Regions from separate parts of the Mus musculus genome. Here all the other regions are linked to region 1. Evidence: chromatin loops called from intact Hi-C (ENCODE). Cell type or tissue: left cerebral cortex. All regions are shown on one strand.

Region 1 (5,000 bases):
TATTAACCACCGCAAATCAACCTGGCACCCAAATAGCTCACTGGTAAGCCATAACCTTCTAAACCTTGCCCCTAGAGACTCATGGACATTTCATTACGCAAAAAAATGCAATCAGTACAACTTCAAATGTCCTCATAGTCTTCAATAATTCCAAAACTGTTAGGGCTGCCCCTCACCAAGTTGGTTGTAGGAAGACCCATACCTCTCCTACGGCTCCTAAGATCAAATCCCCCTCAGTCTTGTCCACAGCTCTCCCTTTCCTCTCTAGCCCATGCTCAATGGATAACAAAGGCCTCTTCCAACAATCCTTCCCCCAATTCATTCCAGTTACCCAGCCTTCAACACTAGCAGGCATTGCCTGTGAACACACCATCTGAACAGGCCAGGGAAACAGCAACACGTAGCTATCACACTCCCTAAAACTCCAGAGAGGAAACAGAAACCAAAGAACAAAACACCCACCCAAAAAGACAAATCCAGAGATCAGCACCTAGATCTTTAATCATCCCAAGCCCAGGAAAAAGAACACAATCAACAACAATCAGGGCCATATGTCACCACTAAAAGCCAGCTATCCCGCCTCAGCAGGCCCTGAAAACTCCAACATATCTGAAGCACAGAGAATGACTTTAAAACACGCTTTATGGTTTCCAGCTCATTCCCAGTCCTCCCACTCCTCCCCACACCTGATCGCTATCCCCATTCCCCCTCCTCACCTGCTCTCCCACCCAGTTCCCTCCCTCCGTTCACCCCAACCCTACATGAAGAACTACAGGCAACTGAGGAAAGCTAGAAGTGGGAGAGGAGGTCTTCCCCAGGGAACAGCATGTCAGTTGGTTGCTTAGTGCCTAATGGTTGAGCCCTGAAAACATACACACAACATTAGACATACTGAATATATTACACTTAGAAAAAATATACATATACATACATACATATATATATATGTATATATATATATACACACACACACACACACACACACACACACATTTGTGCGTGCAATAACAATTCATGGGAGAAGCAGCCATAGATTTGGAGAGTTGGGAAGGGTGTATGGGAGGGTTGGAGAGAGAGAGAGAGAGAGAGAGAGAGGGAGAGAGAGAGAGAGAGAGAGAGAGAAAGGGAAATGTAATTATATTGTGATCTCAAAAGTGTTAAAAGTTAAAAAAAAATACCAATTAAAAAATTTTAAATGATGGGCTATCCATTTAAGAAACTAGGGATATATTAGGAATGCTGTCCAGTTTCCCATGGGAGGAAATGCTACGGTAAGAGAATATGAGAAGGTTCTTTGGGGAAATACATATGGATGTTAAGGAGCAGAGTCCTGACATTGGCCCTTTTCAAGGGTTAATAATTCACCTTAAGTTGTCAGAGGATGGATGGTGAAAGGGGGCGTGGCTGGGAAAAGGATGACTAGGCAGAGAGTGTGGTGATCCAGTGAGGCAAACCCTTGCATAATCTCCTCCTTGAGAGTGGGTGTACTTCTAACCATGAGAACACGGCACGATGTTACTTCTGGGCTGACGTTATATAAGATTGTCTCATCTGAAGCCCAAGATCCTCCTGCCAGGAGAACCAAGCACCAGTACCATTGACTCCCTCCCTGTGGAGGGAGCCATGGGCAAGAGCCAAGGACACTCTCCAGCCGGCCAACCAGAAAAGAGAAAGCTTCCATCTGACACCCACAAGGAAATGAATCCTGCCAACAAACTGGGGAGTAGAATAAGGTAGAAAATACCGAAGTATAGATACCGTTTGTAGAATTATGTGGTGATTTACTTAAAGCTCTGCTTATGCTGCCTATTTGCAAAGCATGATTTCACTTGCTACCTGGAACAAAATGACCTGGAGACAGAGCAAAAACACTGCATCTCTGCCATGAATAAACAGCCTGCTGACTGCCACACAGGCTTCTGTGAAATCTTGCTTGCTTGCCTACCCCACCTTGTGGTCTTAGAGTATAAAGCAGGAATAAGACTAGACCTGTCAACGCTCCTCAAGAGCTGTCCTGGCTTCCCTGTGCTGATGACAATCCCTCAGTTCCACTCTCTTGGGTATCAGGTTACTTATCAAGAAAGACTCCTGCAACACCTGAGCAAGCTTGGTGGCAGACCCTCCCTGGAAGTCTCTGTATGAGAACGTGTCTTTGTGGGGCTGGACAAGTGGCTCAGCGGTTAAAAACACTGACTGCTCCTCTGAAAGTTCTGAGTTCAAATGCTAGCAACCACATGGTGGCTCACAACCATCCACAATGAGATCTGACACCCTCCGCTAGTGTGTCTGAAGACAGCTACAGTATACTTACATATAATAATAAATAAATCCTTTCTTAAAAGAGCACAGTAAAAAAAATTTAAAAAACAAACATTTAAGAAAGAGGGGGAGAGAATGTGTCTTTGTGAGACCCTGGAGCAGAGATCTATCCAAGCTGGGCTCCTGGGTTTCCTGAAATGCAGAGAGACACATACTGTGTAATGGCAAAGTATAGAGAAACTTGCTCTGCAGTAATAGAAAACCAATACTGACAGTTACATAGACAAATACAAAGTAATGTTAGCTCAAGCGCCCACTGAAGTATAGGTTCTGGTTTTGTATGTTTGAATTTTAGTTTCAATTTGGAAAAATGGAAAAGGTCCAGATATCTGTATTTTACTTTTTGGTTTTGTGGGGTTTTTTAAAGTTTTATTTATTTTTTATGTGTGTGAGTACACCATCACTGTCTTCAGACACACCAGAAGAGGGCATCAGATCACATTGCTGTGGTTGTGAGTCACCATGTGGTTGCTGGGAATTGAACTCAGGACCTCTGAAAGAGCAATCAGTGCTCTTAACCACTGAGCCATCTCTCCAGCCCCCTTGTACTTGTGTGTGTGTGTGTGTGTGTGTGTGTGTGTGTGTGTGTGTGTGTGTGTGTGTGTGTTTTGAGGTTTTTCCAAACTTTGCTCTTGTTAGCCAAGTGCTCTACTATAGTTTTGATTCCCTAGCCCTTTGATAATTAAACCACAATATGCTACGGGAGAAGAACTGCCAACTCCACGTATCTTTTTGTTTCTAAGACCTATATCTGACAGAATGATGTAACTGGACATCTTATATCTATGATGCAGGTATCTTTATAATTTTGAATGTATTCAATTTTTTTCAAAAATGTTCACATTTTATTACTGTTTGCATCTAAAGATAGGTCAAGTGTTATTTCAATTTTTGATAGCTAATTCCCTTAAGAGTGAGGCCTCAGGGTTGGGGGCAAAGCTCACTAGTAGAGCCTTTGCTTAGCATGGACAGGACTATGGGTCTGATACTCAGAATAACAAACAAATAATGAGGACTCTTTTTCTAATTCGCCTACAGGCACCATAGGGCCCTGATATGCAGAGCCTTCTTTGGGGAAGTTTTGGGAAGTCTCAGTGTGATGAACCTGGTTGGTTCTTGAAAAGGGCCAGGTACCAGGAGGCCCAGAACAGCTGTGGTGTTCTGACAACCCCCATTCTACACCATCTGGTCCAAGTAGACAACATGAGGCCTCTTTTAGGGAGTGTTTAAAGAGACTTTCAAAAAGAGTTGACTGCTGTTTGGTAGTTTACTTACATTTGAGACTTTACAAGAAGTGAGCTGAGACCATATTGAAAAAGTGCCAAGAGGGGCTGGAGAAACAGCTCGGGAGCTAAGAGCACTGGCTGCTTTTGCAGAGAACCTGAGTTTAGTTTCTGCACCCACGTGGCAGCTAACGGTGATCTCTAACTCCAGTTCCAGAGGATCAGTCACCCTCTTCTGACTTCTGTAAACATGTGGCACACCAACATAGCATGCAGGCAAAACCACCCATACACATAAAATAAAAAATAAGTGAATCTAAAAGAAAGGGGGCCAAGAGCACAGAGAGCAAAGAGAAAAACTAAGGGTCAGAGTCCACAAAGACTCATTGTGGCTGTGGCCGCCGCTTCCACCTTTCTAGGTGTCCTTCTATGTTGGGATCCCTGCTAGAGGAGCAGCAAAACCACTTCGGAACTCCTGTAATGTGGCCCACCATTCAGCACGAGCATGATGGATGGGCCCTGCTGAGGCAGAGCCTCAAGGACTACATGCCCTGAGGACTTCATTCTGCTATGAAGCTTTGCCCTACTTTCTGCCCTTGGCTCCCTCCTCGTCTATGAGATGTGTGAACATTCTAAGGGGTTTCCAGCCCCTCACTGGGCAGTGTCATTGGCACTCACAATAACAGTGATTGATCTTTTTCAAGCATTATGGCTGGAGCAGATTAATGATTCATCCGATACCCTTAGAAAGAATTTGGATGGAGGAGCTAGAGAAAGCACCCAAGGAGCTAAAGGAATCTGCAACCCTATAGGTGGAACAACATTATGAACTAACCAGTACCCCGGAGCTCTTGACTCTAGCTGCATATGTATCAAAAGATGGCCTAGTCGGCCATCACTGGAAAGAGAGGCCCATTGGACACGCAAACTTTATATGCCCCAGTACAGGGGAACGCCAGGGCCAAAAGGGGGAGTGGGTGGGTAGGGGAGTGGGGGTGGGTGGGTATGGGGGACTTTTGGTATAGCATTGGAAATGTAAATGAGCTAAATACCTAATAAAAAATGGGAAAAAAAAGAAAGAATTTGGAGAAGTAGATTGCCAGTAAAGTTAGGTTAAAGTTAGGTTTTTGCTAGTGGCTTTGACATAGAAAATTCTAGGGAACAATTTGAAGTTCAGAAATGCACTCTTAATAGCTGAGCTAGTGATTTTTTTGAGGTCAGGGAACAAGAACAACGGCAGCCCAACTGGTGCCGCCTGACCTGCCTCTCTTGCTAAAGCTGGGCTGGTGATCAGGGGGATGATTCATTTCTTGCACCGTTTTTGCCCTCAGCTTCCTGATATGATTTAATAAGGAGTGGTCAGTGAATCAGTGCTCACCCCGAGGACTTAAGGGAGAGACGGCTGATTGGTTTTTATATAAAAGTTGAGATTTGTGATTCTTTTAAGATTTTTATAAG
Region 2 (5,000 bases), 640 kb before region 1:
GGAGACATTGGCTGAGGGACACTTTCCGAGTAGACATTTATTTTTATTAGATATTTTCTTTATTTACATTTCAAATGTTATCCCCTCTCCTGTTTTTCTCTCCAAAAATCCCCTCCTCCTATCCCCTCACCTTGCTCCCCAACCCACCCACTCCCGCTTCCTGGCCCTGGCATTCCCCTACACGTCGGCATAGAGCCTTCACAGGACCAAGGGCTTCTCCTCCCATTGATGTCCGACTAGGCCATCCTCTGCTACATATACAGCTGGAGCCATGAGTCCCTCCGTGTGTGCTTTTTGGTTGGTGGTTTAGTCCCTGGGAGCTCTGGGGGTACTGGTTAGTTCATATTGTTGTTCCTCCTATGGGGCTGCAAACCCCTTCAGCTCCCAAGCAGGCATTTGTTGAGGGGACATTTTTCTCATGAGGCTGTCTGAAAAGGCACAAAGGTGTCACTGGTCGAGGGCTCATCTACTATAAGTGCTTGTTGAGGGCCTTCTGCTGTGGGGGTGCATTGCTTGGAGACACCGTCCCCTGGCTCCAGCCACACCTAAATCTACCTGACTTTTCTGCCAGGGAACCTCAGCACTCATGCTGTTGCTGCTAATAGGCCTGGGTAGGCAGCAGGTGGCAGTAGTTCACCTCTAGGGAGCTGGTGATGGTGGCTCAGTTCCCATGTACCTGCGTTCATTCACCCACACAGCCCGGTAGGGGAACCTGCACTCTTTCTTAACCAGCTCTACCCAAGGGACTGGCAGTACCGTGTGAGGAATGCTGTTTTTAATTATTATTATTATTTTACTTTGAGCTTTGTTTCTGATGAAAGGTTCATAGTTTTTAGGCAACTGGGGAATAAGTGAACAAACCTCTTGGTACCCAATCAGATTTGCAGTGTGCAAAGATCCCAGTCAACTTCTGTGAGAAGTTTTAAGAGCCAGGGGATTTCCCGTGGCTTTCCCTGGGGCTCCATTAAAAAGAAGGTAGGAGGGGCTGTGGGGGGCTGAGCAGCCATGGGGCCACCTTGCCTGACTCTGGGTCCATCAGGTGGTTCGGGCTTATTAGAAAAAAAATCCATGGATGGTGAAAACTATCCCAATTAATAATGCTTCAAATTCACCGAGGAATTAATTATTTCAGAGCAGCTAATTAATTTTAAACAAGCAATTATGTATTAGGCGAAAGGTCCTCCCGAAGGGAAAAAGGCAGCTTGAGATGAACTCACTCATGTGGAGATTCTGTCTCTCAAAATGCTGCCCACGAGAGGGGCATTCAGAAGACGGTGAGCCCGGGCGTCCTGGCTAAGCACCCGCCGTGCGTCATGGGACTTGCCTGATGCATACCTGGAGTCTCCTGTCTGTCACTGAATAAAACATTCCCCGTGTGCCTGGAAGCTGGTCTTTTTTGGACATAGCCAAGCCACGGGAAGAGCTACTCTTTGGGATGTTGGGTATTTTCAGCCATCTCTGCATTCCCCCCCCCCTTTTTTTTAACAGCCTGTATTGTAAAGGAATCGCATGCCTTTTCTAGGTGTATACATTTTTTATGAAGTGCACCATACACTCAGAAAATTGCCCAACTTGTAAAGGTAGGATTTGAGAACTTTTCATAAACCGAGCATGTGCACAGCGCCCCATTGAGAACTGGCATGCTAAGCTGCCAGCTCGTCTCCTTGCCTGCCTCTGCATGGTCTGTAGGTTCTCTCCATGGTGTACTGAGGGATGGCTCACCACCTCTCATTGCTGAGTGTATCTGTTGCATAGGCTGCCCACACTAAGCCACTGGGCTAGGAGCATTGCTTCCATTATTCAGCTATTATAAGTAATACATTGATCATTATTATATGATGTACATGTTAGCTGTGTCTGAGAGCCATTGGGTTGTGTGCATTCAGCTACAGCTGATAATGTAAATAGTTGTCCGGAGTGCTATTCCGTGCATGCTTGCTGTGGGGATACTGTGCACCTGATTTATACACAGTCTTTTATATAAAAACATTGTTTTTTTCTGGCACAAGCTCCCTTCAATCTGTGCTCTCTCATCTGCTGTCGTGATCCCTGTTGCTATGATTCACACCTACATTAACTTTTTTTTTTTTTTTTTTTATGTTGCTGTGCATGTGAGCCTTTGTGGGGAGCAGGCTGATGAGTCCAGCTCTGGGCTGAGGCTTTCAATATGAAGGGGTCCTGAGTCATAGGTGCCAGAGTACTGGGTCAGACAAGTACCATAACCCCTCATAGGCAACGAGAGAAGCCCCTAATTACATGTGTTGTGCAGATATCAGCTTATACACTCCACTTTGTGATGGATAGATAAGACTTCCAGTCCTTAGGAGAGCTTGGTGTAAACTATCTCTACCCCTAGTGGTTGACTTTGGAAATACAGCATGGAAATGTCTTACATACAAATTTAAACACAAACTTAATGTGACCCAGCAACTCCACAGCCAGGTATTTATTTACTCAGGAAAAATGAAGCTCTTTATTCTTCTGTGCAAAGACGTTGAACTTGTTTTAAGGTTGTATTTTAGATTTATTTATTTATTTTATGTATATGAGTACATTGTAGCTGTCTTCAGACATACCAGAAGAGGGCATCAGATCCCATTACAGGCGCTTGTGAGGCACCATGTGGTTGCTGGGAATTGAACTCAAGACTTTTGGAAGGGCAGTCAGTGTTCTTAACCACTGAGCTATCTCTCCAGCCCTAAGATTGTATTTTAACTAACAATATTATATATGTGTGTTAATGGAGTGCAGTGTTTATATCATAGAGCAACAGATGGGTTGATTATCATATTAGTCATCAGAGCTGCAAGCCAAATTTAGTCTACAGCCCTCAGCCTGTGAGGGTGTTGTTCACCATATAGGTGAGATGCAAACAGCCTGTTGAATGAAACATGTCAGTCTCTTTGTATGTGAAGAGGAAGATGGCAGGGGGCAGGGGGAAAGCAGGACAGAGCTTGTGGGTAGAGGAAACTGGGTGCCCAGCTGGAAGAAGCGGTTAGGACCAAGGGCAATCCTGATCTGACTACAGTGCTAACACTATTTTACACAGTGGTTAGAGTTCAACACACCATACACCCCATGGAGTAAGTCTTATCACATGTAATAATATATCAATAAGAACTAGGATGGTGTAAAGACGGCATTGCAATCATGTAAGATAAAATCCTCCTGTTTCCCCTCACAGGCCATAGGCCACCACAGGGCCGCTTGGCCACATCCTGATAGCTCTGGTCTCACTGGGCGCCTAGAGGGCAGAGTTGGCTGCTATCCACTGGAGTCTTTCTCCTTCCTGCTTTTCAGGTTATTTGGGCCCCTGGATCTAGCCAGCCTACCTGCCTCTTCTCATGGAGAGGTTGGGGTCTATATGAATGGCAAGGGAAGAACTTTGCAAATGGCAAATGGAAACACTTGATGCTCTGAATCTCTCCTTGAGGCACATCTGTGGACTTCCTGTTGGCCAGGAACATGCTTTAGGGACAGAATCTGGTGGAAGAGGACTCAAAATTTAGAGACTGAAGAAAGCTGGTCTTGGGTCATGTGATGGATCATAGCTGGAGGCTGAAAAGAACACTGGGAGAGGAGGGTGAACTGTGACACCCCCAGTGCCACTTCAAGGACTGAAGAGCTGGAACCAATTGCCCATAAGTGCTCTGGCCTCTCAGCAATGCCCAGTCTTCAGCTATGCATTTTGAGTGGTGTCAGCCTCATAGCTAAAAGGCCCCTTAGGTGGCAGGATATGAGCCCCGTTGTAGACCAGCGGATCCAAACACCCTGTGTTGGCCAGCTCACTCCTCGATCACTCATTTTCTTGTAATACATACATGTTCTCTCCAAACCTAGCATGCCTTCAAATATCAGAAAAAGACAAGTTGCACGTCAGCATCTCGACGCTTCTGCAGACTGCTTTCACACAGAACATACTTGGCGGCTTGATCTGTGGCATTTGCCTATTGTATCCCCATGCATCCTCTGAATTGATGCTAGTATCATCCTTGCTTTACACGTGGAGAGTGGAAGCCAGACCATAGTGAGCGTTATCTGAGCAATGTGCAACCAAGATTAAGTTGTCAGAGCTGAATGACAACAGCCCAGGCAGGCTGTCTGTCACACGGCTCCTACCTGATGCTTACATGACTGCTCGCCACCCCATAGTAACTTTCATGTACATGGCATTCACCTTAAGGTCACAGGAGTCACTGTTATTCTGTGGATCAGGAAGAAGAGGCTCCATGCAGCTATGGAGGGAATGGTAATATAGCAATGTGAAGTGCTAATGGCCTTTGCCAAGTGTCTCTCACACACTAGTTACCCCAAGGCATAGTATTTAATCCTCACAGTGCCCACACCTGCCCTCAGCCCTGGCATTGACACAGCGGGCAGGAGTCCCTGCTGTTGCCAAGACAGCAGAGGCTTCTCCCATGTGAGGCCCAGCATGGATAGTCAGTATTGCTGTTCTGAGGGTGGGGATGGTTTGGTGCTCATGCTGTCTCTGTTCTCTCTCTGTACAGCTGAGCATGGTGCTACACCTCAGGGTGTCTCCTCAGGTTGAAAGTGGACTTGCAATCAAAGCATTGTGAGTTCATCAGTAGACATGTTAGGATCCTTCTTTCATAATCATGATTGATTCTCCCATGTGGAGAAATCTGGAAGACCTGATGGCAGCCACAAAAATTAATATTCTTGTAAGTCTGGGAACTTAGTGCATCCTAAGGAACAAGAGTACAAGAGAGAGAGAAGCCTTAACAGGGAAGCCTAAAACCTGGGGCCACTTTCCCCCTGGAGGTGACTGCTGACCGCCAGAGACAAGTGGGAAGGGGAAACTTGGCTCTAGAGCCTGGGATTACCCAGGAGTTGGTCTCGACAATGAGGGATATGCATCTATAGACAGGGTAAACTGGAATTAGATCAGCATTTCCAGAGGGCCAGCACTGGGTCACCTCAGCTGCTGAAGGTCCTTGGGGATTTGGTCCTGTCAGTGATCCATCATAGTCACTGTCCAG
Region 3 (5,000 bases), 680 kb before region 1:
TTTAAAAAAAAATCTCTCTCTGGCTTCTCTTATTTTACTTTATTTATTTTTTTGTCATTTTCAGACAAAGTTTCATCATGTGGCTTGGGCTGGTCTCAAACACATTCCTTCTGCCTTAGCCTCTTGAGTGCTGGAATTATACAGGTGTGTGCCATGACAACCGATTAAAAGACCTATTTTCTGATGGCGTTTTCATTGTGCACTTAGTATGGTGAGCCCATAAGTTAAATCTCCTTCTATCAATGAATGCTGAGGAGTGGTAGATTAGAGGCCTGGGGTTCCTAAGTCAGATTCTCAAGTGTCTCAAAGTCCTGCAATGAGGGAAAAGCCTGTTACCAGCAGAGGGCTTTATTTCACAAGGAACTCTTCACTGATAAAGTGCACAGACACGGACAGGAGGTCTGCAGCAGAGAAGTCCAGGAATGTCATCTCCCCTTGCACTTCAGGGCCTGTACCTCAGGAGGCCTGCTGCTGTAGCTCAACTTTGTACAGGCCAAGAGGATCACTGGAAGGGGCTCACAGTCTAGCCATTGAAACCATGGTGGCTGCAGGGGCGGTGCAGAGGGCATGTACCAGCATGGTTGACCTCCAAATACCTGTAGGCACCTAGAAGATGTTGCTGCCAGCAGCTTGCTGTCTAAAAAGAAAAGGCAAGGGGTTGGTCGATACAGATAGGAAGTGCTGTTGGGCCAGGGGGCTATCCCTGCTCAGGAGTTTTAGTCTCTTCTGTTCGGTATTGACCTGAGCTTTCCATAGTTGCTTGAACCAGTACTTGGATGCTCAATAGGCTCTCTGCTTCTTGTGGATGGCTGATAGCAGGGGTAGCCTCCCACTGTTGCCTTTTGCTGTGGCTGCAGTATTATAAGTCTCTTCTGAGATTCTCCCTCAGCATCTATAGTTCCTGCTAGTGGAGAAGGTATTTAAAGATGTGTGGCTGTGCCAGATGCTAAACACGCTGGAGAAGTCAGATTGGTGAATGTAAAATAATCATCGAAAGGTGATGTGTTCATAATGCCACAATACCCAGAACTAACACATGGTACTCTGTGGTACACAAAGGTCTGGTCCACATAGTCCATCCTCATGGGTGTTGGACAAGTTGAAGGGGCTCTGGTGGTTCTCCCTATACCAGACTTGACGCATCAGCACCTGCCTTTGAGGACCTTAGTGGGCTTGGCCCTTAGCTTGCTGGTCTTGGTGGTTTTGAGCTTGGTCTATTAGAGACATAGGAGCATCTGGGCTGACTGTGCCTGTGAGCACCGGCAGTGAGAATAGAAGTTGCAGGGAGTTGTATCCTGCAACCTGTTGGTCAAGAAAATGCTTGGCTAGGGCCCTGCCAATAGCTTTGAAACCTATACACTAGCCAGAGGTATGCTGAGCTAGCATATATTGACTGAATCCCAAGACCCAACACTCCATGTGGCAAAGATGTGCTAGTGGGTCCCTGGAACAGCAAGAAGCCAGTCTGCTTAAAGGTAGATTCTTGTGAGGATTATAGAGTACCTCTCTAAGGCCACTCAGCACATCAGCTCTGTTCTCAGGATGTATATGGATGGTCAGAGAGAGCTAGTAGCATTAACCCACGCTCACAACCTGCTGAGGCTGGTTCTTCTGTCTGCTAGCTTTGTTCTGGCACAGTGGGGCTGTAGATCTGCTGCCCCTTCCACTGTTCAGTTTGCCAGCTGTCAGCTGTGCCATGCTCTGTCTCACCTCCCCACCCCAACCCCGTCCAACCGTTTCCAAGGGAGGGGTCTCCCAACATAAAATGCTGCTATCTACTGGAACTATGGGAATCTTGCAGTTTGGGTTATATACAAAGAAGGCCCCAGCAGGATTGGTATTATATCCAAGTGACCCTCACTCATGACCCTTAAGCTCAAGCAGAATGGAATGTTTTTGAAAGTGTATTCAAAACCTCTACCCTCAGTGGATTTTAGGACCAAGTGGCTTCAAGTGGAAACCCTTCTGACACAAGGTCTCTTAGGCAGTCTGCCAGGAAGAAACATACTACTTGGCTTTGGTAGCATGTTGTAGGAGGAGCATGGTGGGCGTCCTGGGATGGTTATTTTACTGCTCTGGATGTTTTCTGAGCTATGACATCATTGGGACCTGCTCTGGGCAGGTGGTTAGCACCTGACATTTCTCACACTGCAGTCTAAGTGAATGCTCTCTTCATCAACTATAAGTCCCTCTGGTTCCATGGGAGGCTCAAGGTCTTTGGGGGCTTTAGTGGCAGAATCAGACGGGCCCACCCAAGGATGGCCTCTTCTTGGCGGTCAGCATTGTTCATGTCCTCGTGTCAGGGTGGGCAAGCAGACAGGCATGCCTGCTTGGGCAGTTCTGGAGAGTCAAGGGCAGCCTGCCTCTCTGGTAGTAGGGCTGTTAGTTCCTGCCAGAGTGGAAGACTGGGAAACTGGGATGGGCAAGAGAGTAAACTACATCCACAAATTGCAAGAGGCCTTGTGGGCCCAGAATGGCCAGACTCTTCTCTGGGCTGGGGAATCATAGTTAGCAAAATGAAGTTACCCCCTGGGCAGGAGGCCATTAGGGTGGGCCCTAGGGGCCTTAAGACAGGCTAGGAGCTAGACCTGGGATGGAGTTTAGCCTGGTCTAAGGCCGAAGCAGTTCTAGGGCACCAAGGGTGCCGCCCAGAAGCAGACAAATACGTGGGCTGTGCACGGACCCTGAGCCGGAAGTCCAGGCCCAGTAGCTGTAGACTCCTCGGTCGGTTCCGTTGCCTCCCATTGCCCCATTCTCATCGTCCTCCAGGCCTAGCTCTCCAGGCCCTGAGGTCCTCCTCCAGCCAGAGCCGGTAGCAAGGCCCGCAGCCACACCCGCTGCAGCCCCTGCTGCTGCCCCTGCAGCCGCCACGCGCAGAGAGGAGCCGTAGCGGGGCGCCGGCCTTACGCGTACTCTTGATGCCCCGCGTGCACCTCCGCGCACCCCCCGGGCACTGCCTCGAGCGCCTCCGCGGCCGCCCTTGGCGGAACAGCTGTCACAGAGGAAGGCGGCGGCCAGCAGCAGAGCCCAGCACGTGGCAGCAGTCCAGTTCATCCTACTGGGCAGAATCTGCGAGAAGAGGGTGGAAGGGGCTTCAGCTTCTGTGCAGGGGTGGAGCGTGGTTTAGGACCAGGGCAAGAGGGTATCAGGGCTTGGGAATAGGCTCATCTGGACCTGGGGACACCTACTTCAGCCTCTGGTTTTGTGGTAATCCGATAGAGGGCTCCCAGCATCTTGGAGGACAGTGGGCTCAGGGTTGGGGAAGGGGTTCTTTAAACTCCAGCATCAGGACTTTGGTTTTGGGTTCCTGCTGTATAACCAGGTGGAGATGGGGTGGTGGGGAAAGGGTTTCACTACAGGGCGGCCGTTTTACTATTGTGGTAGGGTGGAGATGGGTCCCAGAATGGGGTTTGTGGAGCTCCTACAGTGGGGCTCAGGCCTGGGGGGGGGGGGGCACAAATCCCCCGCTCTGCACACGAGTCTCTGGAAGGGGATGGATTAGTGGATTAGGATTCTAGTTTGGAATGGAGAGCCTTCAATACCCCCAGATTATGGTTAGAATGGACAGCCTTGTGACTTTTGCTCTGGCATCTGGATCTCCTGATGCCTTAAGAGATAGTCTTTCAGCCAGTGGCTGCGGCTGAATGCACTGGGTGAGGGTGGGGGTCAGAATCCAGATCAGCGATTCCTTGCAACGCAAACAACTAGCGATGGGTGAACCGCCCAGCAGGCCCAGACCCTAGGTAATTACGTCTCTTCCCCGCTCCAGCTCCACCCTTTTTGGGTTTGCCCAGGCCAGTAGCCTGGACAGGTAAACCGATCAGGATGGGTTCTGGCTGGCTGTGGACCAGCCATCTCGGTGGCGGCAGCTCCATCCTCCTCAGGTCCTCTCTCCCCTCCCCCTCCCTCCCAGCATCACTGGGTTCATCCACCTCCCCTACTTACTGGTCACAAGCCTAGGTCGGATGAGCGATTTAGGGGCCGTGACCGGCCAAGCGGAAAGGTGCGGCAGCGAGGACCCTTTTCCTTAGGCAGAGCTCACGACTGGATTTTGCTGAAGCCTCCGCCTGAAGATTAGGGGCGGGCAGCCGCGGAGGCTCAGCCCCGGGAGACGTGAAGGGAGGAGATACTGAAAGCTCAGAAAAGCACAGCCACAGCCCTTCTCGTTGCCCGGCCCCCATCCTCGCTGCACTGCACACAGCACCCTCTCATCCCATCCCCCCATCTTCCCATCCCCGCCACAGCCCTGCCCAATCTCTCTTTCCCCTATGGCCACTAGCCCCAGCCCCCAGGATAGACAGTGTGTTTTTGTTCCAGTAGGTCCAGCGTTTTTGTTCATGGCCTCTTCCTCTCCATTCTCCCTACCTGCCCACCGCATCGATTCTTACGGTTCTTATGAATTATCTACCTCCTCTCCCATTCTTCTGATGGAACCTCAGCTCCACTTACTCCTCTTCGCCAGCCATAAGGACCACTGGGCTGACTTTCTAGGCGCGTAGTGTAGGGCTTCCAACATCCTGCCAGATGGCTCTCCTGGAAGTTTGATGTACAGCCATGAGGATCCCAATAGCACTAGACCTTTGTTGATCTGACCTTCCTGAACCTTCTGAAAATAGACCCCTGGAGACCCAGCCCCCCTTTATTTTCAAGCTGACTGGTTGCAGTGCCTCCATGCTTTTGTAGGGTAAGTTTAACCTAGCTCCAGACAGCCACAACGTTTTTCATCTGTGCCAGGCTTGCTTTCCAAGGCCCAAGATTACAGTCGGAGCGGTCGGGAGCTTCCCTGTCCTGGCTGAGGCCTGGTATGGAGCCTCATGGGTTGGGGCAAGACCTGGGGAGGAAGGGGGTGGTTACTGTATGGAGTTCTTCTCATTGAAGCCACTGTGCTTTTGAGCTTTCTTTTATCGTGAAGTTGAAAGCACCCTCCTCCCCAGCCAAAGGCTGGTGGATGCCCCCATTTAGTTTAGGCAGGGAGAGCTCCCAGGTGCTCCTTCACTTCC

The links. Hi-C counts contacts between places; a loop is a spot of excess contacts. Peaks named below come from ENCODE experiments on the same cell type or tissue, not always from the same donor. Only the 100,000 strongest peaks of a DNase experiment are listed, where the experiment ranks them.
Region 2: it touches region 1 in a loop (6-fold over the local background); 8 of 42 quality-filtered maps call a loop at or near these places.
Region 3: a loop joins it to region 1, with 5 times the contacts of the local background. A loop is called at or near these places in 6 of 42 quality-filtered maps.

What each region holds. Positions count from the first base shown.
Region 1 is chr7:140,826,814-140,831,813 of GRCm38, forward strand. No RefSeq gene overlaps it. Among named protein-coding and RNA genes, the nearest start is that of Urah, 6.0 kb to the right of the region's middle. In left cerebral cortex, a CTCF peak has its summit at 1,946; DNase peaks (open chromatin) are centred at 1,596 and 1,884; H3K4me3 peaks cover 290 bases; H3K27ac peaks cover 2,617 bases.
Region 2 is chr7:140,186,216-140,191,215 of GRCm38, forward strand. No RefSeq gene overlaps it. Among named protein-coding and RNA genes, the nearest start is that of Olfr523, 13 kb to the left of the region's middle. RefSeq lists an enhancer at 393-1,210. In left cerebral cortex, CTCF peaks have their summits at 624 (motif pointing right), 2,392 and 2,592 (motif pointing right); DNase peaks (open chromatin) are centred at 641, 1,749, 1,977, 2,285 and 1 more place; H3K27ac peaks cover 300 bases.
Region 3 is chr7:140,150,604-140,155,603 of GRCm38, forward strand. It overlaps Mtg1 (mitochondrial ribosome-associated GTPase 1), which reads left to right. Exons shown (of 11, transcript NM_199301.2): 11 at 1-183. Sprn (shadow of prion protein) reads right to left here and starts at 4,056. Exons shown (of 2, transcript NM_183147.2): 1 at 3,946-4,056; 2 at 25-3,069. The coding sequence starts at 3,054. The coding sequence ends at 2,611. In left cerebral cortex, CTCF peaks have their summits at 356 (motif pointing right), 2,976 and 3,199; DNase peaks (open chromatin) are centred at 406, 537, 1,080, 2,033 and 4 more places; H3K4me3 peaks cover 2,487 bases; H3K27ac peaks cover 2,875 bases.